3 separate regions of the Homo sapiens genome follow, and all the other regions are linked to region 2. The links are chromatin contacts, found by Hi-C in ENCODE. All regions are on one chromosome and are shown on one strand. The core of a region is the stretch at or near the end of the contact, and the rest is flanking DNA. Distances in the headings are between cores, read along the strand shown. Region 1 overlaps PXK (PX domain containing serine/threonine kinase like). Region 2 holds the start of FHIT (fragile histidine triad diadenosine triphosphatase). Region 3 holds the start of PXK (PX domain containing serine/threonine kinase like).

Region 1 (4,511 bases), core at 1,384-3,883, 2.9 Mb after region 2:
TTAAAAATCTGAAGCTCAATTAAATAGTAATTAAAAACGAAATATAACTTTCACTTGTTCAATAATCCTCACAATGTCCTAAAACTCTACAAATGGATGAAGTGAACATGATCTCAGAGAACTACCCACTACATGTTTAGTAGGCTAGAATAGACAACAACATAGAAACTCGGATCCGCTGGAAATGATGCTTTTTCTTTGGGCTCTGGTATCTGAGGTGGCCAGCTCCTCATCCCTCACGCCCTTCACTGGCACTGACCTGAGTACCTGCTGGAGACTGAAGCGCTCCCTCCTGGGCCATGTCTCCTCTACCTTCCCCCTTTTCCACTGCCTCAAAGACAGGCCCCCTGGGAGCCCTTCTGGAACCTGAAGGAGGAGCTGGTCACTGTGTCATGATCAGCCACAATGTGCCATCCCTCCTCCATAGCACAGCCACAAGTCCCCAGCAGGGGAGGGCACACATTTTCCAGTCACAGAGATCTGGAACGAAGCCCAACGACTGCTTATTAGCTTTGCAGCCTAACTTCTCTGTGCTTCAGTTTCCTCACCTGCTAAATCACACCTTCAGAGTCATGGTGAATATGAAAGAAGACAGTATATTTAGAGCAGCCAGCACAATGGCCAGCTTTGTAACTGTTTTCTTCCCTGCTAAGAAAATAGCAAACACAAAGTGTCTGCAGGTGAGTATATCACGACTCTAATCAGCAAGCACAGAAGACGGTGGCAGCACTGTGAAGAGCACCCAGAAAAAACAAAAAGCAGCCATTCTCTTTAAATATGAGAAACAATTGTATCAGTCTCTGATTTCTAAGAAGGAGTACCATGACTCCAGCCTCTGTTGTCCTAGATTCTATGCCCACTTTTGGCTATTTTTTTTTTCCTACGTTTTTCAGGTTATCCTCAATGAGCATAAATTATTTTTACAATCAGGAAAAACAATTTTTGGAAAAGTTTCTCAGTTTGCTACACATGTAATTTAAAACATGATACTTTAAAATAAGAAATCCTGGCCAGGCACGGTGGCTCACACCTGTAATCTCAGCACTTTGGGAGGATGAGGCAGGTGGATTGCATGAGCCCAGGAGTTCAAGACCAGCCTGGGCAACATGGTGAAACCCTGTCTCTACAAAAAATACACACACACACACACACACACACACACACACACACACAAATAGCTAGCTGTGGTGGCGCACACCTGTAGTCTCAGCTATTTGGGGGGCTGAGGCGGGTGGATCACTGAAGCCCAAGAAGGATCATTTAAGCCCAGGGAGATGGAGGCTGCCGTGAGCCGTGATTGCACCACTGCACTCCAGCCTGGGCGATAGAGTGAGACCCTTTCTTGGAAAAATAAAATAAATTAAATAAGGAATCCTGAGTAATAAAGATTGAGATCATCTGAGCTTGGGTAAGAGCCTGGTATGTTATCAATGATAAATGCACCTTTTTTCCTTTGACAAGGGAGCTTTTGGTCATTTTACTACTCATCAGTACTTTCTGTGCTGGGGAGACTGGGAAAACAGAAGATGAAAGTAAAGTAAAGGAGCTCTTCTACTTGTAACAGGGCTGCTAAAGCATTTAGTGGGAGAGAAGCTTGAAACTATAGGCTGAAGTCAAGCTAGAAGTCCCTACTGGTTTTAATAATGGTCACCATCACTTAGGATAACGTACATATAAATCTATCCTTCCTACTCTGAGAAGGTTGCTGTGTCATCCTGAGACACTAGCTCCAATTTCATAACCAACTGTGGAAGTGACCACAGTACACATGCCATGCAGACACATATCTTCAGAGAGGGAGGTATAACTGCTCTGCTTATGGGGCACTTACTCTCTGCCTTCTAGCCCTCAGTTTACTCCATCTCCCAACAATGTCTGAAGGGAGGCGTCACTACATCTCTTATACAACAAAAACCCTGAAGCTCAGAGAGGGTAGATGCCTTAAACAAGGGCGCACCACTAGTATGTGATGAGAATAGACTCCACCCCAGGCCAGTCTGACCCAGGGGCACAGCGGTTCCTACCTTCTATGCCCTTGGACACAATACTTTCACATGCTCCAAGGACTCATTTTGATGAACAGAGTGCAGCTGGACAGGCAGAACCAGTCTATCAAGTCAGGGGGAAGCTGACAGGGTGAAGGGCAGAGTAAGGACAAGAACCCGGGCCTGGAGAATATGAGTTACTATAGCAATAGAGCTCTCAGAATACCACAACCACCTGGTTTTAATACCCCTATACTTTGCAGCCTACCTCCTACTACATGGACACAAACTGCTGGAGCTGAATGTAATGTGAGCACCACCTAGAAGTTATGTACAAGTAAGAAACTATTTTTTCTCCAAAATGTTAAGCAAGCCCCATAATGTACATTAGGCAGTTAAGAAGCAGTCGAAAGGAACATTTTTATAAGAACATGCCTAAAGTGGACATCAGGTTTATGTGATCCTCAGCAATTTGAATAGTAGTTAATTTCAGTTGTACAAAAACGGAACAGGGTCCTCCACAAAGCTGTTTTGCTTCTACACTGTGCTCCTGTTAAACTCCCCAAGGTACTAATAACGGTTGCACCTCAGTGAGCTTCCTTCCTGTGTGTTACTCTTAAAAACCACAGAGGCTCTGGGACTCAGTAGTCACAAAACCCCAATGGCTGCAGGGCTAGCAGGTTCTATCCGTTAAGCTCAGTCTTTCTCAACCAGTTCAGCAGTTTGAAGAGAGCAGTGACCTAAGGCTTGATATCCAATATGGTAGCCACTATGCACAAGGGACTACTGAGCTCTTGGAATGTGGATAGGGTGACGAAGGGACTGAATTTTTAGCTTAATTTTATTAGCCTAGTGGCTAAAATACTGGATAGTGTGCAGTTACAGACTGTTTATTTGCAGGTATAAACACAGATATTTATGAAAATGTGGCCAGGTGCTGTGGCTCATGCCTGTAATCCCAGCTCTTTGGGAAGCCGAGGAGGGTAGATCATTTGAGGTCAGCAGTTCAAGACCAGCCTGGCCAACATGGTGAAACCCCGTCTCTACTAAAAATACAAAAATTAGCCAGGCGTGGTGGCAGGAGCCTGTAATCCCAGCTACTCAGGAGGCTGAGGCAGGAGAATCGCTTGAACCGGGGAGGCAGAGGTTGCAGTGAGCCAAGATCACATCACTGCACTCCAGCCTGGGCGACAGAGTGAGACTCCGTCTCAAAAAAAAAAAAAAAAGATATTTATGAGAATGAAAGCATACTAAACATAGTGTGTTATGACTTGCTTTTTCTCTCACTTAATATAACATGGATCTCTCTCCATAACAACACATTTGGGATTTTATTTTTAATTTCTTTTGGAGATGGGGTCTGGCTCTGTCGCCCAGGCTGGAGTGCAGTGGTACAACCATAGCTCACTGCAGCCTTGAACTCCTGGGCTCAAGTGATCCTCCCACCTCAGCCTCCCTAGTAACTGGGGCTACAGGCATGAGCTACCATGCCTGGCAAATATTTTTAATGTCTGTATCTCTGCTGCCTAGTAGCCACAAGCAATATGTGGCTACTGAGCATCTGATATGTGGCTAGTCCCAATTGAGATATGCTGTAATTGTAAAATACACACCAGATTTCAAATACTTTTATGACAAGAGGAATGCAAAACATATTAATTAAAAAAAAGTACAGACAGGGTCTCACTCTGTTACCTAGGCTGGAGTGCAGTGGTGCAATCATAGCTCACTGCAGCCTCCACTGCCTGGGCTCAAGGGATTCTTCTACTCAACCTCCTGAGTAGCTGAGACTACAGGTATGCCACCACACCTGACTTTTTTTTTTTTTTAAGTTTTGTAGAGACTAGATCTTGCTATATTGCTTAGGCTGGTCTCGATCTCCTGGCCTCAAGCAATCCTCCCTCCTCAACCTGCCAAAGTGCTGAGATTACAGGCATTAGTCACTGCACCTAACATAGTAATAATTTTTATAATGATTCCATGTTGAAATTATAATATTTTGGATATATTGGGTTAAATATATTATTTAAATTAATTTCACCTGTTTCTTTTTACTTTTTTAACATGGCTACTAGAAAATGTAAAGTTACATATGTGGCTAGCATTATACTTCCATTGGACAGCACTGCCCTAAGGCCTCTGTCGTATGTAGTGAATTAACTCCATCCCTATGCAGCCAGAATGGAAGAACTGAGAAAACGGTCACACAAATCATTGTCTGGTTCTGTGGTTCAGAAGGAGACCACTAGCTTGTCCTCTTTCAACCAATGCTTAGTGGAGCCATCAATCAGGTCCACCACTCTGTAGGCCCTGACAACAGATCAGCTTAGGGATGGCTGCCAACTCTTACCTCTTTCATTCAAAGTTCACTAGTCAGCTGGGCACGGCAGCTCACACCTGTAATCCCAGCACTTTGGAAGGCAGAGGTAGGTGGATGACTTGAGGTCAGAGTTCAAGACCAGCCTGGCCAACATAGCAAAACCCCACCTCTACTGAAAAGACACAAAAATTAGCCGGGCACGGTCT
Region 2 (5,009 bases), core at 1,067-3,566:
CGGTAGTTGGTGTTTAAACAACCCAGTTATCTTGTCCTCTTGGTGGAATCACTCAGTCTAAGGTACATGTTCCATATTGTTTCCCAGAGATTTCTAGGAGGATTAAGTTCTGGGTGCCTCTAGCGGTAATGTGCTAGATAAGGCATCTTTTTGGTCTTCTCTTCCCTATTTCACTTTCTTAGTCTCTTACTGGTGTTTCCTGCGATAACCTCCTAAATAAAATACTTGCTCTTGAATACCTGTCTCCAGATCTGCTTCTGGGAGAACCCATACTAAGGTGGTTATTAATTCAGTCAAGTTGCAGATCAGACAGTAACCTCCCACTGATTGTCTTGGCACTTGAAGGTCCTGAATCCAATGCAAGTTCTATGTCTTCATGCTCTTTGTGAATGTATCTGTTGCTCAAGGTCGTGGGTGACCTTGAGCCCAGCAGTCAGCATTATCCACAGCTGAAGTAATACCTATGTGCTCATATTAGGCTATCTGACAACAGTGCAATAATCATTAGACACCACTGTTTAGACCCTGAGTATGTTCATGACATTTGCCTTTTGACTGCTAAGTAGAAGATGTAATGATTATAGGCTGATGCTTTCTCAGGAGGAGGAAAGTTATTGAGCTTTACAGTTTCAAATGCTTCTGATTTTCTTCCACGTTTAGTCTGGCTGCTGACACATGTGTTGAAATCTCTCATGTCGATCAGCTTGAGAATAGCTGGGACTGCTGAGCTAAGTCTGTGCTCATAAAAGCAACAAAGAATTGTATTACAGGAAATGACCCCAAATTGACAGAAGATTAGGCTAGGAAGCCTGAACAGGTGTTTTAATCTCTATGCACAAAATCAGTCTGTACATATATTGCTCACATTCCTGCTGTTTTAACTATATTTTTTTTTTCAATTTCACTTTGTTATTCACAATTTGATAATATTTTATGTGGCCATGGTGTCTGTGTGATGAACTATAATCCAATGTGACATTCTCTGAGAGTCAAGCTTCCAAGGACATCAGATTTTCACACCAGGACACTTTGTAGGACACCTTGCTACTCTCCATGGGATTCAAATATTAGAAATAATGAGAGATCTAAGACTTGATGTAATTGCCTGCATGTAATGAATCAGGCCAAATAAAAAAGTGAGAGACAGAGAAAGGAAATGGTGCTAAGGAAAATGGGGACCTATCTTAGTGTTTGTCTGAGAGAAAACTGCTCTTTGTTTTTCCCGATGTAATGGCAAGAGTCTGCAGCCAGGAATCTAGTCCTTGCTTAGGAGCTGCATGACCTTGTGAAAATTACGTAGGTGTTCTGCAATTTGTAATTGCATTTATTGTAAAATTAATTTTACTTTTCATACGTCACTAGACAGAGCATTTTGAGGTTAGGAATTGGGTCTGAATCAATGATTTCTCCAGCACCCACATGGCATTTGGCACAGAATACATCAATAATGATTTTGGATTAAACAGGGGAACAAGCACAAGGAACCATGGTGGTCAGAAACGGGTTGATCTGCACCAGAGAAAGGGAGACTAGGGGAGAAAGGTCACTCTAGATTTCGTTCAATTATTGAAAATACGGTGTATTTACTATGTGCTGGGCACTTTTCTAGGTGCTAGAAAGACTACAGTGACCAAAACAAAAATCCACATCTGCAGGGATCTTGCATTCTAGTGAGAAAGTAAGATGGTAAAAAAGATAAATACGTAAATTTTATACAATGCTTCGTAACGACAAATGCTAAGGAGAAAAACAGCACAGAAAAGACAGAAAGGAAAAGAGAAGGGGCGCATGTGGTGCAATTTTGTTAGGATGCCAGGGAGGGCTGAGCGTAGTCGTAAATGACCACATTATTTGATGGATCAAGCCAGGGACTGCAAGTCTGTGTTTCTGAGAGACACATAAAGAAAAGAAGGCTTAAGGAATCCAGAAAGATCCAGAGTGGGGAAATGAAACGAAAAGAAATCCAGCCAGTGGGAAGTCGTGAAGGGATAGTTAAACGCGTTTTGGGAGGAAAGAAAAAAGCAAAAGTGCGGTACAGCCTTTCGTTACACGTGAAAAGAATCATGTTTCTTTTTCTAGTTAGAAAAAGCCAAAGATTGTGCGATTTATGCCCCAAACCCCCTTGTAAGGGGATTCTCACCTCAACTTGTCTTCTGTGGTCAGTGTTTCCCGCCCCTGAATCAGGGTTACTGTCACTATGGCTTTCAATTGGCCCGGCGTAGGCGCATGCTCTGCGCGTATTGGCCTCCGCTCCTGTCCCCAGACAAGCGGCCATCTTGGGTCCCGCCCCTACCGTGGGGTCTTCTGGGAATTGCAGTCCCCGCTCTGCTCTGTCCGGTCACAGGACTTTTTGCCCTCTGTTCCCGGGTCCCTCAGGCGGCCACCCAGTGGGCACACTCCCAGGCGGCGCTCCGGCCCCGCGCTCCCTCCCTCTGCCTTTCATTCCCAGCTGTCAACATCCTGGAAGGTAGGGGCGGGGAGGCAAGCCCAAGTGGAATACTGTTTCTGGGGCGCGGGTCTGGGTTTCCACGCGCGTCAGGTCATCACCCCGGAGCCCAGTGGGGCCGGCGCCGCTCACGGGGCGGTGGGCTTCTGTCCCGAGTACTCTTCCGCCCCACGAGGGTCTCAGGGTGGGGACTCGGGCCCCCCAATTCCCAAGCACCGACCCTAGCCCTAACCCGTTCCTCCTCCACCGTGTTTATACATTGGGGAAACTGAGGCACGGGGCCACGCCAGCGGGTCCGGGGACGCCACAGCTCTTGGCTCTGGGGGTGTAGTCGGCACCCGCCGTTTTGGGATGGTTCGTCAGTTTCATAGACAAGTAGCGAAAATCCGTCCCAACAGGTCTGTGTTAAACACGCAGCTCTGGATTCCCCTAAGGGGTTGCTGAACACGTGCCCAGGACAGGAGCAAACCGGAGTATAGAGAAGGCAGCATTTTGGGAGATAATTTTACATTACTACTTCAAAAACAGGCAAAGAGGCATCGAATTTATTGTTGTGGGAGAACTCATCGGTACTTGGTCGGACTTTCTTACACTTATTTTATGGTTGTTGTTTTTATTTTTAGCGTCAAAGGGGGGAATTTTAAAGGTATATCCAAGTTGGTGGTGGTGGGGGGTAAGGAGGCAGGTTAGTGGAACTTGAGATGCATCTGCAGATTTCTCTGTAGGCTCACATTCTGCCCTCGCTGTGTTACCTTGGAACAGCCACTCACAGCGCTTATCTGGGAAACAAGGAGCTCAATGCTCCCAGGTCAAGTGGCCAAAGGATGTTGCCTGAAGCCGAAATCTAAATTGAGGTTATGCTTGTGAAAGTTTACCACTTGCAGATTTACTGCTATTATTATTCTGGTCTCTCAGAAATGTGCTGGGACCAATAGAAAATACTCACAGTGGTTGTTTTAGTAAGGTTCTGACCTGGGCCGGGCCCAGACTACCAAGGGTGGTCCCTACTCGCACCTGATGTTAAGCCGGATCTACCTGAACTCTCCCTCCTTGGCTTCAGCCTGCGGCCTGAGGCCTTGGCCGCGGAGGCTTCTGGGAGTTGCAGTCCCGCCTCTTGTTTCTCGTCGGGCAGGTACTCCACCTCGTGGCGTGCCATTTTGCACGGCGAGATGTCTCCTGGGAGACGAAGTCTCGCTTCTAGCCGTTCTGTAGAGCAGCCGCTTGACTCGGAACTACAACTCCCATGTGGACCTGCGTTCATGGCTGCCGGCCTGTGTCCACCTGCTGCAACCTGGACTAGAAATATTTAGTAAAGAAAGAAGTCTAGGGTTTGTGTGTGTGTGTGTGTGTGTGTGTGTGTGTGTGTGTGTGTGTGTGTGTGTGTGTGTTGTTATTGATTGCATATGCTGTTCTAAGTGTTAGATATGGGATTGTTGTATACGGTGTTCCAAGTATTAACGTACATGCTTCCAAAACCACTAACACTTGACCATTTAGAACCTGTTCACATGATCTCTTTTTAATACTACATTTCCCATTTGTATATGAGAAAAAACTTGAGAAGATAGCCCATGATTACACAGCTAGCAATATAATATATATTCAATAAAATATATGTGTTATAATTTAATCCTCTTAAAAGCTATATGAGAGTGAGAACCATTTTTATATCAACTTTACAGATTAGAAAACTAAGGCTAGGAAAGTTAAGTAACTTGTTCAAGTTAAAACACTGGTGAATAAAAGGACTGAGACTGTAAGCCCTTCTGCTTAACAGTCTCTGCTTAGAGAAAGACCTTACCTTACAGAGCTGAGGAGGAGTCCAACCTTTCTGGCTACAGAATTTGGAATCTTTTAATTATACCATGCTGCCTCTGTACTTAGATACTAAACATTTGAGCTGCAAAAACCTTTGAGATCATTTAATTCTAATGCAAAGATCTTGGAACACTTCTTGGCCTATAATAAAGATTCCATATATATATGTATATAGTTTTAGAATACCTTTATTTTAGAGATTAGGAAACTGGCCCAGGTGGTAAAGCAGTTTGCCCAAGGTCACACAGTTGGTTTGTGTCAGAGATTAGACTAGAACCAAGCATCTTATTTTCAAGTCCAGGGTTATTTTCATTCCACCAGCAGTCAGCTAGCAGGAACACCAGATGTGTAGCTCTTTAGATAATGGTTTCTCCTCTAATTTGCTCTTTCAAGGCCACAGACCAGGACCAATTGTTATAAATTATCTTATTTATTATTGGTAAGGTTGTAATACTTCATGAATTCAACAAATGTTTTTTGAGCTTCTTTATATGGTCATCTCTCTTAAGGTGCAAGGACCACATAGATGATAAGGACTTAATGCATTCAGACTGGAAGGACCTTATAAATAATCTAATCTAACTCTTATTTTATAAATGAGGAGAGTGTGTTACGAAGTAGTCTGCAATCTTCATCTCATGCCCTCATGTCAAAAGTATCCCGTTTCTGCAAGAAGGCAGGTTTCTGGAGTCCTCACAGTAGTGTGGATAACCTTTTTAGGCTTATGCTTTTCTATTTGGTATCC
Region 3 (4,373 bases), core at 246-2,745, 2.9 Mb after region 2:
GCAAGTTTAACAAATTCTGTCCTGTATGTGCCTTCTCACATGTCTACAGAATAGGATTAAAGACACACAGCGTGAAATAAATAGCCCTTTTTAAAAAGATAATAATTTTCTTAACTGGAAGTGAATGCTTTGAACAATTCAAGCCCTACAAAGCACGGCTGTCAGAAGAGGAAACTGAGGTTCAAAAAAGTCTCACTTTAATACAACAGAATAAAAGGTCTCTTTGAAGTCATCAGAAGAGCTTGAACGAAAAGAGAAACAGAAGGCTATTGTGAGCTTTAGCCTCCAGATGATGACCCCCCAAACACACTGCAATGGTAAACAAACAAGCCTCTGAGTCTGAATCTGATTCGGTGGACTGACAAAACATCACAATTGAAGGAATCTCTCTCCTCACTCATTACTTTTCCAAAAAAGTCCCACTAGCTGATAGCTCCAGGTTTCTTGCTGGTTCCTAGATTTATTGCTTGGAAATTATAATGCATAGTGGGCCTTTCAAAAAAAAAAAAAGGTACAAGCAAATGAAAACAACCACGGTTTTAAAGCCCCATAAAAGACCGTATATGTAGCAGAAATGAACCCTGCCAATGTTTACTATGAGGACCTATTACTCCTTTATGCTACTCGAGTGGATTTTAAACTCAAATGAATGCTACCACTGCCCACTAAAGAGCAAGTTAGAGAAGCACATTCATACACCTGCTTAACAGCGCCCCGACTGCCGCCCCCACCACTTCCCGGGACCAGGGCCAAGCGGCTGACCTGGAAACGGGGCTGCAGACCCCAGCCACTTACACTCTGCTGTCCCAACAAGTAGGCTCTGGAGTCACACTTCATTTGGCCCGGCACACCCTCATCCCCATCACCCAGACCCTCAGCTGCAAGGAGGAAATTACACGGCCTCAAAAAGGAAAAGGCTGGCGGCGGGCAGAAGTGGATGGTCCTGAGCGGTCTCGTTCCTGCTCCCCTAGTCCAAGGTGAGCCCGGGAATCCCGCAGCCCCCGCCCCCGCCCCCCAACTCGGAGTCGCTTTCCTGGTCGCCGCCGAGCTCCTTCCACCCCGCGGCGCCGGGAGCTGCGGTCCCCATCCTTGGCCCCTCCGGGCCTCAGCGTTCGCCTGGGCCCCAGGGGCCCTGACCCAGACCCAGCGGCGCGCCACAGCCTTCTCGGCCAGGGCCGCCCACCCTGTGGCCCGGTCTCCGTCCGACGACCCTGCCCGGCCCGCGCCAGGCAGCCCGCAGCCCCCTCGCGGCCCGGGGCCGCCCCACGCCGCCCGCCCGCCCGCTGGGCCGCGCACCGTGTGGGACTGCAGGCTCTGGCTCGCCTCGATGGCTGCTGTCAGCGGCACCGTGTCGTCCAGCAGCACCTTGCCGGCTGGCGGCTTCTCCATGAAGGCCATCCCGGGACGCCCGGCCGCCGCCGCCTAGGGACGCGAGGTAGGAACCCGAGGCGCCGACTCCCGCCGCCCGCCCGGTTCCACCGCCGCCGCTGTCAACACGCGCCGCCCCACGCGCCGCCGGGCCCGCGGGGTCCTAGCGCCGCCCTTCCCACGGCCGCCGCCCCGGAGTCCTAGCGCCGACCCAGCGCAGAACGTGTGGGGGCCGCCAGCACTGCCGCCCGCTGGCCCGCTCCTCCGCCTCGCGGCTGCCATGGGCCTGCGCTTCCCTGCTCCTCGCAGCCGCACCGCAGACCCGGTGCCCTTAGCTCCGGGCTTCGGACCAGGGAACACCACCCTAAGCCATCACTACCAGGATCCTCAGATCCAGAGACGCCTGGTCCTGAGCCCTGGGATCCAGGAATCTTCAGGGCGAGATTTCCAAACCAGGCCTCTCAGAACTGGGCTTTTCGGGGACCGTACCTCTTGAAACCCTCAGAACTGGATCTCTCTCATCCCCCAGGCCCAAGGACCCTAAAACTCAGAAAAAGGGCCTTTAGGATGGGACCCCCAGTCTGAGCCCTGCAAACCCAGAGACTTTCTGAAACAAGCCCTTCCTATTGAAACTTCACAGGGACTCTTGAACGTGGCTCCTCAGGCCTGAACACCTAAGAGCTGGACCCCATAATTGGAGGTCTTGGGCCCCAGAACCCTCAGACCCAAGCTCTAAGAACTGGAGACCCTATAAAATGGTCCAGAGACCCCTAGCCTCTACTCTTGGCCCCCACTGCGGGCTCAACCACATCCCTTAGACTTGGGAGTTTTTGATCCCACCATATGGACTAGAAGAACTTCAAACCAAGAGCCAAGCCAGAGAACCTTGGGATCAACTTCTCAGCCCTAAATCTGCCCACAGTCTGCCTGAACCCAAAGCCATAATCCTGGCACCACCTCATCCCCCCCATCTCCATATACACCTAGAAATTTCACCCACACTGCCCTCTCCTAGGGCAGCATTCCAGGATAGTGAAGAGTTAAATTTAGAATTGGAGGACCATCATCTCCATGGCTCTGGCATTTACCAGCTGTGTGATCTTCAATAAGTTACCCAACCTCTCTGAGTCCCAACTCCCCAATTTGCAAAGTGGAGATAATATTATTTGTATGAAAAGGTTAATACAAGGAATGCAGTAGACTGGGAAGGGGCTTGGCACATAGTAAAAACTCAAACGGTGGTCAGGCATGATCGCTCACGCTTGTAATCCCAGCACTTTGGGAAGCCAAGGTGGGTGGATCACCTGAGGTCAGGAATTTGAGACCAGCCTGGCCAACATGGCAAAACCCCCTCTACTAAAAATATAAAAATTAGCTGGGCATGGTGGCACGTGCCTGTAGACCCAGCTACTCTGGAGGCTGAGGCAGGAGAATTGCTTGAACCCGGGAGGGGGAGGTTGCAGTGAGCCAAGATCATACCACTACACTCCAGCCTGGGTGACAGAGTGAGACTCTGTCTCAAAAAACAAACAAAAAAACAGACAAACAAAAACACCTCAAACCGTGGTCAGGCATGATGGCTCACCTTTGTAATTCCAGCACTTTGGGAGGCTGAGGAGAGTGGATGGCTTGAGTCCAGGAGTTTAGCCTGGGCAATATGGTGAGACCCCGTCTCTACAAAAAAATTTTAAAAATACCTGGGCATGATGGCTCACACCTGTGGTCCCAACTACTCAGGAGGCTGAGGTGGGAGAGTTTTTTGAGCACAGGAGGTTGAAGCCGCAGTGAGCCATGATCATGCCACTTCACTCCAGCCTGGGTAACAGAGCAAGACCGTCTCCGGAAAAACAAAAAAAAAACAAAACAAAGTCAATATTAGTTTCCTCCTTCCCCTACAGTTGACAGAATGGAAGGTTCCTAACTCTTAAATTTGCCTCCACTAAATTTCTACACTTCAGATAAGGGAACAAAGTTCCTTGGTAATCCCACCACCACCACCAAAATTTGACATCACAGGAAAGGCCCACATCATACATAAAGGGTCCCTTCTCCAGATCTCAAGCTTATTGGGATTGGTGGGCAGCCCCGTTGAGTCAAGTAGCCATGAGATTGGTCCCAGGGGCCAAGATCTAATAGAGCGAGATGTGAAGAAGGAATCCTGGACCTTCATGATTCAGCCCTAAAATAATCAGAACTCTCCCTCCATTCCACTTTTGTGCCAGTGTGTTTAAAAGCAGCAGTCTATTAAAGCAAAACCATATGTCATTTAGGGAGGATTCAACTTTTTACTTTCATTTCTTTGTTTTAAGGCAAATAGATTATTTCTCTGCCAGAGTCACAGAAACCAAAATCCAGCTATAATCATTACTCCTATTGTGATGTGGACTGACCAAGACAAGGCTCTTTTCTCTTACTGCAGGTGGGAGTATAAATTGGCGCCACCTTTCTGGAGGGCATTCGTACATTCATTCAACAATTATTTGCTAAGTACCTACTATGTAATAGACCTAGTACTAGGAGCTAAAACAAATATGTATTAAGGGCTTTGAAAATGTTCTTATCCTATGACCAAGTAATTCTGCGTCTAGGAGGGTATCCTAAGAAAATAATCAGAGATCAGTAAAAAAAAAAAAATAGCATGCAAGGATAAATGACTAACAGTTGGGTTTTGGACAAATCTTGGTACAATCATGAATTTTTTGCAATGTTAAAAATCAGGCCAGGGTAAGTGGTGCATGCCTATAGTCCCAGGCACTCAGGAGGCTGAGGTGGGAGGATCACTTGAACCCGGAAGGTGGAGGCTGCAGTGAGCCAAGATTGCATCACCGCATTCCAGCCTGGGCAACAGAGCAAAACCCTGTCTCAACAAACAAACAAACAAATAAATAAATAAAAAGTCACATGATTAAAAAATATTTTATGATCTTGAGAAATGCTCTTGATATAATAGTAAATGAAAAAAGCAATTTAGCATCCGTATAATCCCAACATATCTACAGGACAAA

The links. Hi-C counts contacts between places; a loop is a spot of excess contacts on that map. Pooled maps may share reads with other maps.
Region 1: a pooled map shows a loop between it and region 2 (4-fold over the local background). The contact joins the enhancer-like site here to the promoter of FHIT in region 2. A Hi-C loop is called at or near these places in 1 of 37 single-sample maps with no recorded cell type and 2 of 50 pooled maps.
Region 3: a loop to region 2 is called in a pooled map, with 11 times the contacts of the local background. The contact joins the promoter of PXK here to the promoter of FHIT in region 2. A Hi-C loop is called at or near these places in 5 of 50 pooled maps.

What each region holds. Positions count from the first base shown.
Region 1 is chr3:58,348,058-58,352,568 of GRCh38, reverse strand. All of the region lies in intron 1 of PXK (PX domain containing serine/threonine kinase like), which reads right to left. LOC105377106 (a long non-coding RNA gene) reads left to right here. Exons shown (of 3, transcript XR_940876.3): 3 at 1-42. Among named protein-coding and RNA genes, the nearest start is that of PXK, 17 kb to the right of the region's middle. RefSeq lists an enhancer at 2,784-3,063. Within about 2 kb of position 2,633, at least 9 of the 41 ENCODE cell types and tissues checked have a DNase peak (open chromatin) inside an H3K27ac peak, as active enhancers do.
Region 2 is chr3:61,248,759-61,253,767 of GRCh38, reverse strand. It overlaps FHIT (fragile histidine triad diadenosine triphosphatase), which reads left to right and starts at 2,316. Exons shown (of 10, transcript NM_002012.4): 1 at 2,316-2,467. LOC124909387 (a long non-coding RNA gene) reads right to left here and starts at 2,176. Exons shown (of 2, transcript XR_007095939.1): 1 at 2,141-2,176. RefSeq lists enhancers at 2,219-2,513, 2,578-2,637, 2,768-2,897, 3,038-3,167, 3,448-3,727.
Region 3 is chr3:58,330,014-58,334,386 of GRCh38, reverse strand. PXK (PX domain containing serine/threonine kinase like) reads right to left here and starts at 1,495. Exons shown (of 18, transcript NM_017771.5): 1 at 1,297-1,495. The coding sequence starts at 1,398. RefSeq lists silencers at 651-945, 1,192-1,721.